Linked DNA regions of Homo sapiens: region 2 is linked to region 1. Evidence: chromatin loops called from intact Hi-C (ENCODE). Cell type or tissue: CD4-positive, alpha-beta T cell. All regions are shown on one strand. Each heading gives the region's core, and the rest is flanking DNA. Links, peaks and the distances in the headings are about the cores only.

What was found. Hi-C counts contacts between places; a loop is a spot of excess contacts. Peaks named below come from ENCODE experiments on the same cell type or tissue, not always from the same donor. Only the 100,000 strongest peaks of a DNase experiment are listed, where the experiment ranks them.
Region 2: a loop joins it to region 1, with 10 times the contacts of the local background. A loop is called at or near these places in 17 of 110 quality-filtered maps.

Annotation. Positions count from the first base shown.
Region 1 is chr13:48,592,793-48,601,761 of GRCh38, forward strand. It overlaps LOC105370202 (a long non-coding RNA gene), which reads left to right. Exons shown (of 3, transcript XR_941958.4): 3 at 6,510-6,768. Among named protein-coding and RNA genes, the nearest start is that of LINC01077, 6.7 kb to the left of the region's middle. In CD4-positive, alpha-beta T cell, for the core only: CTCF peaks have their summits at 3,017 (motif pointing right) and 3,217; a DNase peak (open chromatin) is centred at 3,049.
Region 2 is chr13:49,274,864-49,286,030 of GRCh38, forward strand. It overlaps CDADC1 (cytidine and dCMP deaminase domain containing 1), which reads left to right. Exons shown (of 10, transcript NM_030911.4): 7 at 3,487-3,656; 8 at 5,646-5,835. Among named protein-coding and RNA genes, the nearest start is that of CDADC1, 33 kb to the left of the region's middle. In CD4-positive, alpha-beta T cell, for the core only: a CTCF peak has its summit at 6,412 (motif pointing left); a DNase peak (open chromatin) is centred at 6,408.

The DNA.
Region 1 (8,969 bases), core at 1,180-5,179:
CACAGTGGGCAAGTATTACAATTTCCTCAGTTTTTTGCATAAAGAATCTGAGGCTCAGAAAGCTGAATAAGGAACTTAGGTCCTTTAATTCTAGCTTCTCTGCCCTTATCATTTCCCCCTTGGGGTTTTCCTGTGGCTGTAATTTAATTTCTTTTATGCAGTAGCTGAAAATAATTTATTTTTTATAATGCTTTTTTTGGTGGTAAAAGCAATCCATGCTCTTTGTTTAACAGAAATAGTACAGTTGACCCTTGAACAACACAGAGGTTAGGGGCACTAACCGCCACCCCCCCCTCACCATGCAGTTGAAAATCCATGTATCATTTTTGACTCCCCCAAAACTTAACTACTAATAGGCTACTGCTGACCAGAGTCCTTACTAATAACATAAACAGTTGATTAATGCATATATAGGGTGTTATATGCATTATAAACTGTAAGCTAGAGAAGAGAAAATGGTGTTAAGAAAATCATGAGGAAGAGAAAGTATATTCACTCTTCATTAAGTGAAGCTGGATCTTCATCTTTTTCTTCACGTTGAACAGGCTGAGGAAGAGGAGGGGGAGAAGGAGGGATTGGTCTTGCTGTCTCAAGGGTGGCAAAAGTGGAAGAGGTGGAGGAGGTGGAAGGAGAGGCAGGAGAGGCAGCACACTCAGTGTAACTTTTATTGAAAAAACCTGCATAAAAGTGCAATTCAAACCATGTTATTCAAGGGCCAGCCGTACAAACCTCCAGAAGAATATAAAGTGAAGAATGCCTGCACCTCCTTCTCCATCCTATTCCCCTAAGGTAATTACTCCAGGGACAGTTTGGGTCCCACCCCAATATTCATTGCATATGTTAATGTCCTGGTGAATTCTATCTTTTATCGAATTTCTGCATCAGGTCTGCCTGTTCTTCCCTCGATGGTTTCCTCACAGCCTCCCACAGTGTGTCGTAAGGAACCCAAAGGGTGTGATTGCTAGTGTCATGCTTGCTTGGTGTGTGTCCACTGCCTGGGGCCTGGCACTCTGCCTCAACCCACCTGAGGGCAGGCGTGCAACCCAGCCCTTCATGGATTGTTTTACTTTTCTTATTTACTTCAGGAAACATCTCTGTTCCTCTTGAGCATATTTTCTCTCTTTAATTATGGAGTGTTTTTGCCTGGGGAGTGGGTACAGAGGTGAGATAGGAAAAGTGGAAAGGAAGATCATCTTGTCGGGATAAGTGAATGAAGTCCTCCTGCAGAAAGATTTTCCGCAGGTGGTAGGTCGCGAGCTTCAGGGGGCCTGTTGTGAGATTTTGCCGCAGCCTGAATCATTATTTCAAACAAGGTGCAGCAGGGTTTAGCTTTCTGCTTTCCCTGAAGGATTTGTCAGGGTAGCTTAGTGTTTTGATTAATTAACTTAAAGCTGGGATTCTATATAAATGCAAATTGTCACCTTCCCCCACCCATTCAGTCCCTTTCAGGCACAGAAATGAGTAAGAGCTGGGGAAAATGAGGTGGAGTTGAAATTGCCAGCTGTCTGTGGCCTCATTTGAATTTTCAGGGGAAAGGGGACCCTGACTGTGCAAATGCAATACTCACAGTACAGCATTTGCAAAATGGACCAGCTGGAGCAGAGGCTTAGCCTTTGCCACCCAGGTCAGCAGCACAACACTAACAGGACAGGAACACAGGGATGCCACTAAGGAATATTTCAGATTTGAACATGCGATGGACTAAATGTGTCCCCCCAAAATTCATATGTTTAAATCCTAACCCCCAAGGTGATGGTATTTGGAGGTAGGGCCTTTGGGAGGTGATTAGGTGATGAGGGTGGAGTCCTCACAGATGGGATTAGCACCCTTATAAAAGAGACTCCAGAGAGCTCCCTCCCCGCTTCCTCCATGTGAGGGCACAGTGAGAAAACAGTCGTCTACGAACCGGGAAATGGTCTCTCAGCAGACACTGAATCAGCTGGCACCCTGATCTTAGACTTCCCAGCTCCAGAACCGTGGGAAATAAACTTCTGTTGTTTATAAACAAGCCAGTTTATGATATTTTTGTAATGAACTAAACAGAATGCACAGCCTGAAAGAACTAAAACAGAAGGGGGAAAATGTCACAAAAAGTCTGATCTTTGTAGAGGCAAAGGAAAGCACATTTATGGAATTGTTAAAGTGTCAGGCCTCTGAGCCCAAGCTAAGCCATCACATCCCCTGTGACCTGCACGTATATGCCCGGATGGCCTGAAGTAACTGAAGAATCACAAAAGAAGTGAAAATGGCCTGTTCCTGACTTAACTGATGACATTCCACCGCAAAAGAAATGAAAATGGCCGGTCCTTGCCTTAACTGATGACATTACCTTGTGAAATTCCTTCTCCTGGCTCATCCTGGCTCAAAAAGCTCCCTCACTGAGCACCTTGTGACCCCCACTCCTGCCCGCCAGAGAACAACCCTTCTTTGACTGTAATTTTCCTTTACCTACCCAAATCTTATAAAACGGCCCCACCCTTATCTCCCCTTCGCTGACTCTCTTTTCAGACTCAGACCGCCTGCACCCAGGTGAAATAAACAGCCTTGTTTCTCACACAAAGCCTGTTTGGTGGTCTCTTCACACGGATGCGAGTGAAAAAAAGCACATTAGATTTTGACTTCAAATTTATTAGTCACTGATGTTTAATTTCCATGCAAGGCAGAGTGTGGGTGTGGAAGGGAGGACTCGGAGGGTGACAGGGAGCAGGTGTACCACCCACCCCACACCCTACGGCCTCACCTCCTTGACAGGCAGGGAAGAGCCAGACTGAGTGGTTACACATTCCTGGGCTGCCATGAATGGCGTGGGTGAACTGAGACATGAAACCTAACCTCTGGGGCCACTGGATATCTGTGGACGTGAGAGTCACCTCACAGGAAAGCTGTGGACATTTGACAAGATGTTTTTGCAAGTTGCACCTGACAACTCCCTAACAAATACCAGCTGATGTAAGGATGACTTTGCCCCAGTAGGGTTTTATTATTTCTTTGCTTTTGATACTTTTCTACCAGGACCTGCAGAGGGTGGCAGAGTGCTTTGCTGATCTGTCCCTTCTTCCTGCCTCAGGTTCTCAGGGCCAATTTCCCCATTAGGTGGAGCAGGCACTGTGCCTAGAGCCCATGAGACTTTTAGGGACCCATGAAAGTGTTTTAATTACTTTCAAAATCAGAAGAAAAAATAGAATATTAATGAATACCTAATAATGAATCTAGACTATGTCAATTTTTAAACCAATACAGTTGTTTCAAATACAATTTTTAATTTTTTTTTTTTTAATGAAGAGGGAGCCACGGAGGCAAAAGTGCTGTCAGCCCAAGAATGTGATAATGCCACCCTGTAGGTTCTGGAACTCACCTCAGAGAGTGAGTTGGCAGCATGGGTTGCTGCTTGCTGTTGTTTGCTCAGGTAATGGAACAGGTGGAGCCTGAAAGGAGATTTGTGTAGTGAGTATGGTAAGCCATGCTGACTTCAGTGTGGGAGTGAAGAGGACCACGTCAGAGCATTTTTCAGAGAGCTGAAGGTTGCATCTTAAATCTAAAGTGGTTGCTTGTCGACACTAGCTATTTTTGATGAAAATTTCCTTATCATGCATTGCATACCCTAGCCTTCTTTGTTCATTTTTAACTTTTATCAAGAAAAGGTATGGATATATGTGTATACAAACATATACACATATATGTAAGCACAAATACACACGTATGTGTGTGTATACACTTGTGTGTGTGTTAGAAGCATTCGAACCAGAGTAACTCCATCTTGAATAGGAGTGGGTAAAATAAGGCTGAGATCTATTGGGCTGAATTCCCAGGAGGTTAGGCATTCTAAGTCACAGGATGAGGTAGGAGGTCGGCACAAGATACAGGTCATAAAGACCTAGCTGATAAAACAGGTTGCAGTAAAGAAGCCGGCCAAAACCCACCAAAACCAAGATGGTGATGAGAGTGACCCCTGGTCGTCCTCACTGCTAACCTCCCACCAGTGCCATGACAGTTACTAATGCCATGGCAACATCAGGCAGTTACCCTATATAGTCTAAAAAGAGGAGGCATGAATAATCCACCCCTTGTTTAACATGTCATCAGGAAATAACCATAAAAATGGGCAACCAGTAGCTGTCAGGGCTGCTCTGCCTACGGAGTAGCCTTTCCTTATTTCTTTATTTTCTTAATACACTTGCTTTCACTTTACTCTGTGGACTTGCCCCAAATTCTTTCTTGCTCAGGATCCAAGAACCCTCTATTGGGGTCTGGATCTGGATGCCTTTCCGTTAACATGTATATATATATTTGCCATATATATGTCAAATAGTAGTAAAAGACTTAAGACAAATGATGGGATTCAGGACATGTCCTGAATTCTCCTATGACTTTAGGAGACCAGAAACATGCCACCCCCAAATATGCCTCTTTAGCATGAGGATTATTTTGAGCTGATTATTTTGAGAAACTGCAGCAGAGGAGAATCTCTGAAAACAACAGTAGAAGTTACCCTTTTGTAAGGAAAGTTTATGTCTATAAAGGAGATCTCCATACATAAGGGTGTCTTCCTGTCTGCAACAGGAAGAGAAGAATGACTCTAAATCACTAGAAACTCTTATCAATGAAAAAGGCATGGATTTAAATCTGCATCGCAAACCTCACCCTGGTTTCAGGTGCTTTCCTGGCTGTCTCCTCGTAACTGGCCTTCTCCATACCCTTCCCTCTCTGTTTTAGCAAAGGATGGTTTTTAAGCTTGAAGTCAAAGCTACCTATTTGAGATCTGCTCTCAAGAATTATTCATTCCCTGGCTATCTCCCTTGTATACATGAGATATACATATTAATAAACTTGTTTTTTTTCTCTTATTAATTTCGGTACAGGGGTCTGTCCTAACAAAAAACTCAGAAAAGGTAGAGAAAAAATTATTTTCTCCTCCCCTACACACAAATAATGGTGGTTTCTTGCTTCACATTTCTGTCTTTCTGTCTCCTTATTCCTGTTCCTTGAAGGCAACCTCTTTTAACCTTCTAAACCCTTTCTATTTTTTTCTGGTATTTAACTCCATATTTCTAAGGAATATACACATATTGCTATTTCCCAACTTGTCAGTTCCAGACAGTAGCTATTGTTGTTCTATTATGGCAGATGAAGATTTAGCTGTCTTAACATTCTCCACCTTATTTCTCCTCCCTCCCCCAGCTACTAATATAGTTATATCACAATTTTTAAATTAAATTTGTATTTGTAACCACCCCATGAGTTCTTCTTGCCCACTACCCAGTTAGAGCCAATTTATTATGACAGGGGAATTGCAATAGGAAAAGTGTGTAGAGTGTTAATAAACTCTAAGGCATTATGCACATGTTAATTGGAATTTGCAGTGAATGGGTAGACCTGAGAGCTAGTGGCTCAGGAGGGCCCCACATTTTGGAGATGGAGTGCAAGGATAAAGGATACAGACAGCAAACAGGGAAATACTAGGTAGAAGAGGGTGGCTCCCTGGCAAAAGCCCCACCCTCAATCTTGGAAACCTTCAGTCCTACGTGGGAACAGGTATTCCTGTTTTCACACCCAAAAGTTGCCTTTTGGCCCACCACACCCACCTATCCTGTACCCTTATAAACCCTAACCCCAGGCTCCACAAGCAGACAAACAGAAGAGCAGAGAAGGAGAGAAGAGAAGGAGCTTCTTAATGTCAAGAGGAGCTAGGCTGGGGACAGTAGGAGAGGAGATTGGCCACTGCATGGCCAAACTCCAGGTGACGATCATCTTCCCATTCCATCCCCCTTCCAGCTCCCCATCCATCCCACTGAGAGCCACCTCCACCACTCAGTAAAACTCCCACGTTTGCCATCCTTTAAGTCCAGGCGTGACCTTATTTTTCCTGGACACTGGACAAGAGCTCGGAATACAGAAAACTGTCACACTGGCCCTCTGCCCTTGCAAAAAGGCAGAGGGTCCACTGAGCTGTTTAACACTTAAGCCATCCATGGACAGCAAGGGTGAAAGAGCGCACTGTAACACATGCCCACTTGGGCTTCGGGAGTCACAGGCACCCACCCCTAGATGCAACCATGGGGCCGGAGGCCAAAAGTGCTTGCCCCAGCTCCTACACCTGCCTGTCTGCATGTTCCTGCTCCCATAAGGGGTTTGAGAGCAAGATGGCCAAATGGATGAGCCACACCCATCACACGTCCTGCAAGGGGGGTCAGGGAACTCCCCCGTTTCATTTGTACTTCCAATTGCCTGCTCTTTCCACAACTCCCTCTGAATGTTTGTGTTGGGAATCAGAACATGAGAACCTCAAGTATAGCACTTTGGTATGCTGAATACTTTGCACTGAGGGAGATTGGAAGGGCCTCAGAAGCAAGATGTTCTTTCTGAGCTTCTCCCACTCTCCTTTCTCTTTCTTTCATTTCTTTCCCACAGCAGGTCATAGAAACTAGAACCCCTCTTTCCCAAAGCAAACCATAAACCTAAAAATGTCAGTCTCTGACCTTTCTTCTCCCCTTAAAACTCTCATTTGACAGGTGATCCTGCCTTATCCTGGAGAAAGAAATGTTATGCAAGAGGCCAAGAAGAAGCTAAACAAACAAGCCATGATGGATTCCCATCTCAGCTTATTACCATTGGGACATGTCCTTTTTGTCCAATCACATTTCTACATGGCAGTACAGTCTTCATCAAACCTAAGCATTAAAAAAAAAGTTTTCTCTGGGTCTTTGGGTCTTTTGTTTCGGAAGGCTCCTGTATTACATAAAACTTTGTTAAATAAATTTGTTATACTTTTTTCTTGTGAATCTGTCTTTCATCATAGGGGTGTTAGCTGGGGACCTTGCAATGAGTGAGGACAGGCATTACCGTTTCACCCCTACACTTGCTACAGACTATGGTTAGGCTACCAGGACACTCAGTTGCCCTTTGTGGAGGAAGCAAGGATGAATCAACATGTGTAGAATAGGACTCCCTCCAAGAAGTACAGATGTGCAGCTGGCAAGTCTTCAGCTCACCCCTTTCAAGCAGGGTGACCAGGATGCCAAGGTGTAGTCATGGGGAGGAGTGATCAGAAGGTAAGTACAACTGAGAAAATTACAACTGGCTAGCACTTTGTCTCAAGAAAGAATGTGCCAACCAGCAGATCTCCAGAGTGAAAGGGAGGTCAAAGAGCAAAATGTCAGTGTTTTCAATACCACCCAATGAAGAAGATGCCAGTCAGGAGTCGGGGGCATGGCCTTAACATCTGCTTGGCAGCTGCATTCTCTTAACAGAGTTGGTTGTATCACTTCATATAAGCTTTTCAATAGCAACAGGGCAATAAAACAAAATTTATTTGTCCTAACTTTGTGCTGATTAAAGAACTCTTCAAGTATTCATTCTTTCAACAAACACCCATTGAGAACCTAGTATGTGGCAGGCACTCTTTTAGGAGCCTGGGATATAGCAGTGAACAAGACAGGCAACGCCTGCCCTCATGGAGCCTATCTTCTACGAAAAAATAACTCTCTGTGTGATTATTCACTGTGCTAGGGGTTGGAGTGACATAATAAGGGCCCTATATGGACTCACAGTTAAAGGAGGTGGCTTCCCAAATTATATTATTTTTCCTTAGGGAGAGAATGGTTGAATTAGCCAGTTCAAATACTCAGTCCCTTTGGCATATTGTGAATTAATTAATAGCATGCTGGTATTTTGTGAATTTAGTTAGCTTGAGGCAGTTTCCAACACTCAACTATGAATGCACTGTAAAGATTGGGTTTCTAGACCCAAACAACTAGACTAGACCCTGGAAAGTGCTGACATCATGAAATTAATTTTCCTGAGACACACTACACCTGCATATCCTTCCAGAACTTCTCTATTGCATCCTTCTCTCTTTCTAACCTCAACAGAGATGTCATCAACAATCATACTACCTCTTGCAAAGTATTTGTGGGAATAGACAAGAGCGAGCCATTCACAAACTCATTCCTGAACTATTTCTTGAGACCTATTAAGGTGCCAGACACCATGTTCATGAGAATGCAGCAGCTGTCTCCCCACAGGAGCTCATAGTCTTCAGATGGGGGGTGGGGGTGGTAGAAAGCTCTGTTGTGGGATGGAGTTGAATTTCAGTCCTGGATGTGCTACTTAATGACATCATCTGTAATCAAGAAACGAGCCTAGCTGAACTCTTGGCTTCCTGGTTTAATATTTCTGTGTCAGGAAGGTATGTGGTGGGCCTCTTGGAAGAGTGACAAAGAGGGAAAACAATACATAGTTTAGCAGAGAAGGGGAGAGGAGGAAGGATGATGTGTGGTTTTGCTTTTTCTGTATTTTTCCACCAGCAGAAACCTTAATATTTTCCAGCAGCACAGGCGAGTCACTGTGCAGGGAATTCGCCACAGAGCACTGCCCCCTTTGCCAGCAACACTGAGCTCACGGAATGGCAGATAAACCTAGATAAGCTGAGCCAGTCTTTCAAGCCCAGGCAGCACTTCTCCAAGGAGCATCATGAGCTCAGCTGGAGGTCCCTGGGTAGAAATAACCTGGAATTTGTATGAGTGCTGAGCTCTGTGGGGCCTTTCTGCCCCTTTCTTCAGGATTTTTTTTTTTTTTTTTTTGAGACAGGGGGTTGCTCTGCCACCTAGGCTGGAGTGCAGTGGTACAATCATAGCTCACTGTAACCTTGAACTCCTGGGCTCAAGCAATCCTCCCACCTCAGCCTTCAGAGTATCTGCATATGTTGCCATGGCTGGTCTCAAACTCCTGTCCTCAAGTGATTCTCCCACCTCCGCCTCCTAAAGTGTTGGCATTAGAGGCATGAACCACTTTGTCTGGCCTGAAATTGCATTCTTAGCATCTAGACGGAGATGGAGAACAGCCTCTTCAAAAACAGCATTTTCTTTTCTCTCATTTACTGCTCCCCTTAAATTCCATTTTCTCAAAGGACATGTAGAGTGGGAAGGGTCCTTTTGCTTGAAGAGTAACCTCCCAGCAATCAGCCCCCTTCC
Region 2 (11,167 bases), core at 4,309-8,308, 690 kb after region 1:
GTGATGGAGATGTAGAAGTAAAATATAACTGATATGTAAGTGTAATTATAACTGATATCATGAGAACATAGAGGAGGAACCTTTGCTTGGAAAAATAAGTAAATACTGTTGGTGAATATTATTAATGTTACTAATATAATATTCTTGAAGAATAAGATAATTTCTTCAGACAGAGCAAGTCAATAGGACCAGGAGGATAACATGAATATTCTTGGTGAACATTCTTTTTTTTTTTTTTTTGAGACAGAGTCCCCCTCTGTCACCCAGGCTGGAGTGCAGTGGTGCAATCTTGGCTCACTGCAACCTCTGCCTCCTGGATTCAAGTGATTCTCATGCCTCAGCCTCTTGAATAGCTGGGACTATAGGCATGTACCACCACACCTGGCTCATTTTTGTATTTTTAGTAGAGATGGGATTTTGCCATGTTGACCAGGCTGGTCTTGAACTCCTGGCCTCAAGCAGTCCACCCTCTTCTGCCTCCCAAAGTGCTGGGATCACAGGTGTGAGCCACCATGCCTGCCCTGAATATTCTTAATATTAATATTAATAATGTTAAAATTCTTGAAGATTAGGAGGATATCATCAGGCAGAGCAAGTTAATGGGACCAGGAGAATAACACACAGAGACTGGGGTGAGAGAGAGAATATGGGAAAACGCATTTGATTTGGCACATAGAGTAAGCAACAAAGTGGACGGGACCATGAAGAACTCTATATTCCATGTAAAGATTTTGGACTTTATCCTGGCAGTGACATACTATAGCACAGCACTAACCAGTAGAGAGAAAAGGCAAGGCTCAAACTGAATTTTAAATTTTCTAGGTGTTATATATATATATATATATATATATATATATATATATAGAGAGAGAGAGAGAGAGAGAGAGAGAGAGAGAGAGAGAGAGAGAGAGAGAGAGAGAGAGAGAGAGAGAGTCTCACTCTGTTGCCAGGCTGGAGTGCAGTGGTGCAGTCTGAGCTCACTGCAACCTCTGCCTCCTGGGTTCAAGCAATTCTCCTGTCTCAGCCTCCCCAGTAGCTGGGACTACAGGTGTGTGCCACCACACCCAGCTAATTTTTGTGTTTTTAGTAGAGATGGGGTTTCACCATGTTGTCCAGAATGGTCTCAATCTCTTGACTTCGTGATCCACCTGCCTTGGCCTCCCAAAGTGCTGGGATTACAGGTGTGAACCACTGCAACCAGCTGGAGCCATGTTTTTAAAAGGAAGACAGATAAATTAATTTTAAGAAAATATTTAATCATGTAATCAATAAAAAATTATTGATGAAATATTCTGCATTTAAAAAATATTAAATCTTCAAAATTCTATGTGTATTTTACACCTGCAGCACCTCTCAATCTAGACTAACCACATGTGGCTAGTGGCGACTGTATGGGACAGTGCATTCCAAGAATGTTCTAAGTGGGGAAATGATTTGATCAGATTTGCATTATAAATAGAATGAGGTAGGGCTAGACAGAAAATAAGGAGATTAATAAAAAGAGATGAGGACTTGGAGATGTGGGGATGGGTTAGGAGGCTAGAATCAAGAGATATTTAGTAACTATATAGCTGACTGAAAGGTGAGCCTACATTTTGCCTCAGGGACTTCACAGAAAGTAATCTGACAATTTGCTTTGATGTTTCACAAACTCCTCAAGTTCACTCATCCAGTATCTTCCCTGCTAACCTCCTCCCTCATCAGTGGTCACCATCTTGTCTGTTACTGTACACATACAATCACCTAGCACAATGGATTCCACCTTCAAAATACCTCTTGACTCTACTTACCTGTACCCCAACTGTTAACTCCTACTAGAATACTAGGCTCCTCTGCCAGAAATTCCTCAGCACTCTGTACAACTTGTCTGTGACATTCATCACAGTTAAAGTTATCTGTTCAATTTCTTACCCTCCCCAGACTAGAAGGCTCATGAGGGTAGGGACTCTCTGTCTTGTTTACAGTTGTATTCCAGCACCTAGCATAGGTCTAACTGGTGGTTGGAACTCTCATTTGTGTGTACATGAATGCTCAGCAGACTTTTGGCTTAACATCTGGTTGTTAATGATTTTGTGGAGAATGTCAGTTTCTAGTTATCTCTAGAGTAGGCCAGCAGGCAGCACGGTGAAATGGAAAGACACATGGCTTAGAGTCAAGTAATCTGGGCTTGAATTCTGGCTATGTTACTTACTCATTTTGTGACCCTAGACAATTAATCACTCTTGTCCTCAGTTTCCTTATCTGTAAAACAGTAATATTAATAGTATCACTCTTTAGGTTGTTTCAAGAATTGATCAAATGAAATGATCCATGTAAAACTCAGTATGGCTGGGTGCAGTGGCTCATGCCTGTAATCCAGCACTTTGGGAGGCGGGGGTGGGAGGATTCCTTGAGCCCAGGAGTCCAAGACAATCCTGGGCATCATGGTGAGACCCCGTTGCTACAAAAAAAGAAAAAATTAGCCAGGCATAGTGACATACGCCTGTGGTCCCAGCTACTTGGGAGGCTGAGATGGGAGGATGACTTGAGCCCAGGAAGTCAAACCTGGGTGACAGAGTGAGACCCTGTCTCTAAATAAATAAATAAATAAATAACTCAGCATGATGTTTGACATTTAGTAAATGTTCAAACAGATTTATTAATGAGATAATATTTTGTTTGCAGGCTTTTGTTGGCTCACTATTACATGATTTTTATGAAGCTGCTACAGTAATGAGTCTGTTGATATTATCATGAGTAATTATAATATATTGAAATTTAATGAGTTTTATAGCATATTCCAAAAAACTATTACACACACATTACTAATATTTCATTCTAATAATTGATAAAGCATTCATATTAACTACTATTTCTCTTTAAAAGAGAAATAAGAGCCATTGAAGTAAGAAGTTCTATAATAATATGCATATAATAGAGGCTTAATAAATACTGAAGATGAAAATGCATTTTTTATTTTCCAACTAAATCACAATAGCACATTTTTAGCCCAACAGAAATTTTCTGTTTAAAGTATTTAAAAGTTTTTGACTTGCTAACCAGTAGCATGGCACAGAGCACATAAGAAATTAACAATCACTTGTTGAGTACCTGCTATGTACAGAATACTCGAACATGTTGAAGGGATGGAAAAGAAATATATAACATGGTTTCTGCTCTCCAGGATCTATAATTTATTTGGGAAGTAATATCTGAATCAAGTGAAATAATTTGTTAGTTAAGTAAGATAGTATTTAATTAATTGCAAAAAACAAGGACTTCCTTGAGATTATAGATTAGAGAGGTGGTTGGCCTTCTTGGAATTTAGCTTTGACAAGATCACACTGCAGTAGGAGTATCTGGTATTATATTTTTTGATAGCTCAGTTTACTGTAGAAAATTGAATGAATATTCATTATACAAAGTATGATAGCAAGCTTCAAAAATACATTGCAAAGTGTCTTTTCAGAATGTTGAAACTAACCATTGGTTTGCTCACTCTCGTAGAGAAGTTGTGATGGAACAGGTGCCATGTACTTTGTAGGATGTGGTTACAATGCTTTTCCTGTTGGATCTGAGTATGCTGACTTCCCACACATGGATGACAAGCAGAAAGACAGAGAAATAAGGAAATTCAGATACATCATACATGCGGAACAGAATGCCTTGACATTTAGGTATGAAATCCTTCTTGGTGTACTTTTCTTTAAAATGTAGCAAGGGTTGGTTGAAATTAATTTTCTTATAATTGTAATTTATTTCCTTTTTCAAATTCCAAGAAAGTTTCCTTTCAGAAGTATAACTTTGGTAAAGCTTGGTCCTCACTGCCAGACCTGAAGCTATGACCTGACCTGAGGTCATCGCCTCTTCAGGTCTTCCCAATTTGTTGAGCATGTCTTTTTTTCCCTTGCCTCTCTCCAATATGAAACTGCTTTAAGTTTATCCTTTGGGATCTTGCTCAGCCTCTCATATTTCTGGATGTTAAGGCTCCTTTGTTTTCTAAATCTGGAGCACGCATTTATTAATACAGTTACACGCCACAGAAAGACATTTTGAGCAACGATGGACTACATGCACAACGTGTTCCCATAAGATTATAACAGAGCTGAAAAATTCCTGAGTGAAGTAGCCATTGTAACATCACACGTTACCTTTTTTATGTTCAGATACGCAAATACTTACCATTGTGTTACAATGGCCTGCAGTATTCAGAATAGGGATTTATAATGAACCAAATTGCTTCAAAAGAGCTTTTGTTAGTGATTATACCTGTTAATTTACATCATTTTCACAAACACTTCTCAGCCTTTACCATTAAGGTTAAGGGATTAAAAAACTGTGTAAGACATGACTCCTGTCCTTGGAGAGCTTCTAATGCAATAGGGGATATGAGACGGCATCCACCTCGTGCTGTGGATTCTGTGGGAGGGGCAAATGTAAAGTGCTGCGGACATTCTGGAGCTGCTATGGACAAATGGGAGAGTGCAAGGGAAAGGCTTTAGGGAAGAACTGGCATCTGAACTGAGCTTTAAAGGATTCCTAGACTGGGGCAATTGGAAGGGAAGGGAAGACCATTCTTGCTTCTAGCATAAGCAACGGTCTAGAAGTAGGAAAATCCGTGGTGTGTTTAGGAGCATGAATATTCCAGTTAGGTTGGAATGTGGACACAAGGGAAAGACAGCTCACAAGGACAGGCTGGGACTGGACTCGAGAGGACTTTGAGTTTATGCTCCATTTGGTAGGCAGCGGGGAAATGGAATGGCATTGACAGAGCCATACGCTATAGATTATGTAGGTAGTATTGTTTGAACAGACTAGATGCATAGAATTCTGTTGCCCTAGTCCAGGTGAACGTAAATAACAGTCTCAACAAGGAAGATGGATGTGGAAGGCTGGCGGTGGAGGAATTGAAGATGGCTGGCTGAGAGCTACGTAAGCCTCAGAACCCGGAAGTCAGTCCTTGCAGCCCCAGTTGTTAGTCCTAAACTACCCTCAGCATGCAAAATTTCACCCAAAATTCCCTCTATTCTTTTCCTTGTCCTCTTCATTACAGATTTACTTGCTTCATTTTGTACAGAGGTGTGAATATATCAAATAGAAACTTTTCTTTTTAAAATTATCCTATGATAGGGAAGGGGTAAGGGAACTATAAGTCAAAACAGAACTTAAGTATTTGATTATTCATTTAGTAAACATTTATTGACTATCCACTAGGTACCAGATAGGGCTGTGTCATTTGTCTAACAAGATGAGTTAGTGTCTAATCAGACATGATTAGCTCTTAAGGTATCAGTTTCAAATCTAATTCCAGTATTCTAAACAGGTACTTATTTAGAAAGCATTGGGGGTTTTTTCTCTCTTTCTTTGGTGTCTGTATCTTCCTGATTTCATTTATTTTGTAATCTGAAACTGAACCTCTTACTTAGAATCAATAAATTATTTTTAGTTATAATAATTGTCATGTTCAGGTTGTATCATAACACTTTTGTGGGTTTACATACTTTGAACATTCAGTAATTCAGCAAGTCTAAGGCTTGATGATCATTATTAATAATGTCATAAATCTGTTTTTAAAACAGCTCAATTTTAGTGTTTAAAGATTTTTCTAAAAAATAACTTACCCTTTCAGAAACGACCTTTCTGATATTTTATAATTTTTTTTGTAGGTGTCAAGAAATAAAACCAGAAGAAAGAAGCATGATTTTTGTGACAAAGTGCCCATGTGATGAGTGTGTACCTTTAATTAAAGGTGCAGGCATAAAACAAATCTATGCAGGAGATGTAGATGTTGGAAAAAAGAAGGCAGACATCTCTTACATGAGGTTCGGGGAGCTTGAAGGTGTTAGCAAATTTACGGTAAGTAGATACACATTTTTTTCAGGTGTATTTTGTATTATGTTGTTAGGTACCCTGCTGCAATATTGTAAGTTAGTGATTCCCACCCTTTTAAAGAGTTTCAACAAATTATTATTATTATTATTATTATTATTATTTTATTATTATTATTTGAGACAGAGTCTCTCTCTGTTGCCTAGGCTGGAGTGCCAGTGGCTCGATCTCGGCTCACTGCAGACTCCGCCTCCTGGGTTCAAGTGATTCTCCTGTCTCAGCCCCCCGAGTAGCTGGGATTACAGGCGCCGGCCACCACGCCTGGCTAATTTTTGTATTTTTAGTAGAGACGGGGTTTCGCCATGTTGTCCGGGCTGGTCTCAAACTCCTGAGCTCAGGTGATCCGCCCGCCTCCGTCTCCCAAAGTGCTGGGATTACAGGCGTAAGCCACCGCGCCCGGCCGAGTTTCAACAAATTATTATTATTATTGAGTTTATTTATATGTGCAAACCCTTACCTAACTGCAACTGTTCAGCTAAGGATTCCTGCCTTATGAATTTACATCTCTGTAGAGAATTGAGCCAGTGGATCTTTTGGTGCCATCTGGTGGCTGATAAAAGAAAAATCTCTGACCCATCTCTTCCCTCTCCTTTCTGGCTTAGAGAGGTGGATAGAGGTGAAAATACTTCAGCAGTCCCCACCCTTTTCGGCACCAGTGACCGGTTTTGTGGAAGACAATTTTTCCACAGATGGGGTTATGGTTTTGGGATGAAACTATTCCACCTCAGATCATCAGGCAATAGATTCTCATAAGGAGCACGCAGCCTAGATCCCTCAGGTGTGCAGTTCACAGTAGGGTTCTGCTCCTATGAGAATCTAATTCCACCGCTCATCTGACAGGAGGTGGAGCTCAGGCGGTAATGCTCGCTCGCCTGCACTCACTTGCTGCCGTGCGGCCCAGTTCCTAACAGGCCACGGACCAGTACTGGTTGCTGCCAAAGGTTTGGGATCCCCTGCAATAGTTTAAAGGTCACCCCCACCCCCAAACAAAGGGAGGTGCACACACACAAACACACACATTTCTCATGAGAAAAATCAGGAAAACAAGAATATTTGTTTATTTATTTATATATTTATTTTGAGATGGAGTTTCACTCATTGCCCAGGCTGGAGTGCAATGGCGTGATCTCGGCTCACTGCAAACTCAGCCTCCCGGGTTCCAGCGATTCTCCTGCCTTGCTACCCCCACCCCCCTCCCCCCACCCCCCAGTATCTGGGATTACAGGCGCACGCCACCATGCCCAGCTAATCTTTTGTATTTTTAATAATAGAGACGGGGTTTCACCATGTTGGCCAGGCTGCTCTTGAACTCCTGACCTCAGGTGATACACCGGCCTCGGCCACCCAAAGTGCTGGGATTATAGGCATGAGCCACCACGACTGGCCCGGGAAAAAAAGAATTTCTTATTTGATAGTTCCAAAAATGTACTGAGGTAGTTCATGGAAAACACAAGAACTTTTAAGTCTTTATACCTCTTCACTATTTGGGTTCTGGTTTTTGTGGGTTTTTTTTTTTTTTTTTTTGCTTTTGTTTTTGTTTTGAGACAGGGTCTCACTATCTCACCCAGGCTGGAGTGCAGTGGCGCCATCTTGGCAATCTCTGTCTCCTGGGCTCAAGCGATCTGCCTGCCTCAGCCTCCCAAAGTGCTGGGACAAGCATGAGCCACTGTTCTCAGCCTATTTTGGTTTTCAAAAAGCTTTTTATTTGGAAAAAACCTTAAGCATACAGAAAAGTTATAAAAACACTACAAAGAAATTTTTTCCCAGAAGTTGTTGACATGATACCAGCTCACCCTTTATTTCCTCAAATGAGAAATAACCACATAATTACAACCATAAAAATCAGGAAATTAACATTGATACATTACTGCCACTAATCCACAGATTCCAGTCAAGGTTCATTAGCTGCCCAAGAAATGTCTTATATAGCAGGTTTCCCCAACCCCTGGGTACCAGTTAAGAAGCTTCTTCTGTATTTATGGTCACTCCCCATTGCTCACATTACTGCTTAAGCTCTGCCTCCGGCCAGATCAGCAGCGGCATTAGATTCTCATGTGAGTGTGAACCCTATTGTGAACTGCCCATGCAAGGGATCTAGGTTGTGCACTCCTTATGAGAATCTAAAGCCTGATGATCCCCCATTCCTCACCATCTGGTCTGTGGAAAAACTTCCATGAAACCGGTACCTGGTCCCTGGTGCCACAAAGGTTGGGGACTGCTTTTATATAGCAAAAGGATCCTGTCCAGAATCATACATTGTTTCTATGACATCCAATGATTTAATCCTGGCATTGAATGAGTTAATGTAACATTTAACTACTAGAATTTGCAGTGGGAAGAAAAATGATATAAAAGAACCGTTTATATATTTCAGCTTTACATTCCTGCCATATACATCAGTTTGAGTCCAGGATACCTGGAACATACATATATATGATTAACTTGGACATATAACATATAATTATATATGTATATAATTTTAAATATAGAAACATACTATCCAGTGTCTGTCATGTGTATATGAAGTATCATAAGTTTTTACCATTTGTAATATTGTCATTTTTTTCTAATTGTCTTATTTAAAGTTTATCACATTTTTAAATGAGGGGGTGTTGACATGGCACTGAAAGAAGGCAGAGATGGGAAAGATACCTTTTTTGTAAAACTCAATAAAAGCTTATATCCAACTAGTCAGAGAAATCTCTACTTCCGTGTTTTTGTTTTCTGTCTCTTCATTCCTCCTGAAGAGTGTGAATAAATAGGTTTTTCAAGTTCTCCTCATAAAGATTAAGTGACTTAATCATAAAGATTAAGGACTATGAGTGATGGGTTATGGAGAATTCTGAAATATCTTGCTTACTGGTAGATTTTAATAGCTTTTCAATTGTAAAGAGAATGAAGAGATCAGAAGAACTTAAGAAAGGGCAAGAGAAGCAGAAGGAGGCAGGAAGACTAAGGGGATCTTCAGGGGCAGAGATGGGAAAGGAAGCACCCAGTTGGGCCAGACCCTCCCGGAAATACCCTCACTCAGGCACATGTTCCAAAGGCTGTTGTTCATGGTTGTTCTCTGTTCTACCTCCAGTGAAGATGAGCTGTCCATCTTCTCATCCTTCTCATCTGGCCTGGCTGCAAATATTATGTAGATGGTTAGCTAGATACCTAGTTTTGTAAATGCAAGTAATTAACATGAACTAGAATTTGTTCTAAATCTGAATTTCAGTACCAAGATTATCAAAAATAGTGTGTGTCAATAAATTTGGTATTTGTTTTTAAGATTAAAGCAAATTGAAATTACTTTGAAAGATTTTTTGCTTTCCTTTTTGATAAGTTACCATAGACCTTGAGATAAGTAGTTCTATTCTGTGGTGTTGTCACAAACCAGGCTAGGACTGGGCAACACTGTTTCCAAGAATAGATTTTATCAATCTATATCCATGTCCACATACTCAGTTCTTTGTTTTCTCTTTAATATGTGTGGATTTTTCTCTATTAGGTTATATTACTTATTTTTATTATGAAAGTAGTATATGCTCATTGTAGAAGACTAGGAAAATAAAAAAGAACGTGTATTATCTCACAACTCATAGATACCACAATTAACATGTTGCTGTATTTTCTGCCACTAAAAGTTCTTTAAAAAATATTTTAAATAATTTAACACAATATTCCAACCCATAGGCCTAACTTATTTAACCATTCCCATGTTGTTGGACACCTGGATTGTTTCTAAGTTTTTACAGTTATAAGAAGCCTTTTTATGAATGTCCTTAAACATAAATTCAGGATTACTTGTTTTTACTTTGTCTGCCCAAATTAATAGGTTTTAGTGGTTTGACGTCTTTCAAAAAATGCCTAATTTTAAACATTTTTTTGGTAATTTCTCATGTAGCTTCCTACCCTTTCTAAGTCTTCTCTCTTTCTTGGTGCTAGCCTAAACCATCCCATTCGTTTAAATAACCAACCATTTCTAGATGTCCTCCCTTTCCAGGGACTTTTAATACATGGTAAAATGTTTGTCCTGTATCTCATCCCCCCTCAAGGCTCGTGATGTTAACTAGTTAATCTGATGAGTGAACTGATGCTTATGGAAGAGGCTCCCGGGTAATCCATATTTGTGTCCTGAGATGGTGCCCTAGCAGGGCCTTTTGGTTAAGTCATTAGTGATTCTGATAGAGATTCTATCCAGCTGAGAAAAGAAGGGCTGTGCTATAAGATACCGATTACTCTCCATTTTTATTTTCTCCTGCCCCAATATTCTATGTAATATCTGTGAATCTTCAGGCTTCCCTATTTATTCCTGAATGGTTGAGATGAAATACAGTAATCAGAGGAGATATATGATATGATATAAAATGATATGATGCAGGTAATAGTTTATGATATAACAACATTAAAAGGCAAGGTAATCTTGGTCATATTTTCTTTTTCTTTTCTTTTTTTTTTCTTTTTTCTTTTTTTTTTTTGTGAGACAGAGTCTTGCTCTGTCTTCCAGGCTGGAGTGCAGTGGTGCAATCTCGGCTCACTGCAAGCTCCACCTCCCGGGTTCTCGCCATTCTCCTGCCTCAGCCTCTCGAGTAGCTGGGACTACAGGCACCGGCCACCACGCCCAGCTAATTTTTTGTATTTTTAGTAGAGACGGGGTTTCACCTTGTTAGCCAGGATGGTCTCTATCTGACCTCGTGATCCACCCACCTCAGCCTCCCAAAGTGCTGGGATTACAGGCGTGAGCCACTGTGCATGGCCTATCTTGGTCATATTTTCATTCTTTAATACCTAGGCCTTTTCTAGCTATTATAAGATTCTCTAGGACCTGGAGATAGAATACAATGCGATGTTAATTCCATAGTACTGGGCATGGGTTCTAATTCTATTGCCTCCTGTAGTTAGGGTGTAACCTGAGACAAGTCACTCCAATCCTCTGGTCTTCCACTTACTTCCAATTAAAATGAATGTAAAGAATCTTCAACTTCTCTAAGAGTATTGATTCGGATCCCAGAAGTTATATCATTCAGGATCACTCAGTGTGGCGTTATTAGGGCTTTGTTAATTTGAACATGCTAACTTCTTTTTCTTCTATTTTTTTAATTTTTTTTTTTTTTCAAGATGGAGGCTTGCTCTGTCACCCAGGCTGAAGTGCAGTGGCACCATCTCAGCTCACTGCAACCTCCACCTCCCAGGTTCAAGCAATTCTCTTACCTCAGCCTCCCAAGTAGCTAGGACTACAGGCGCGTGCCACCACGCCCAGCTAATTTTTGTATTTTTATTAAAGACGGAGTTTCACCATGTTGGCCAGGTTGGT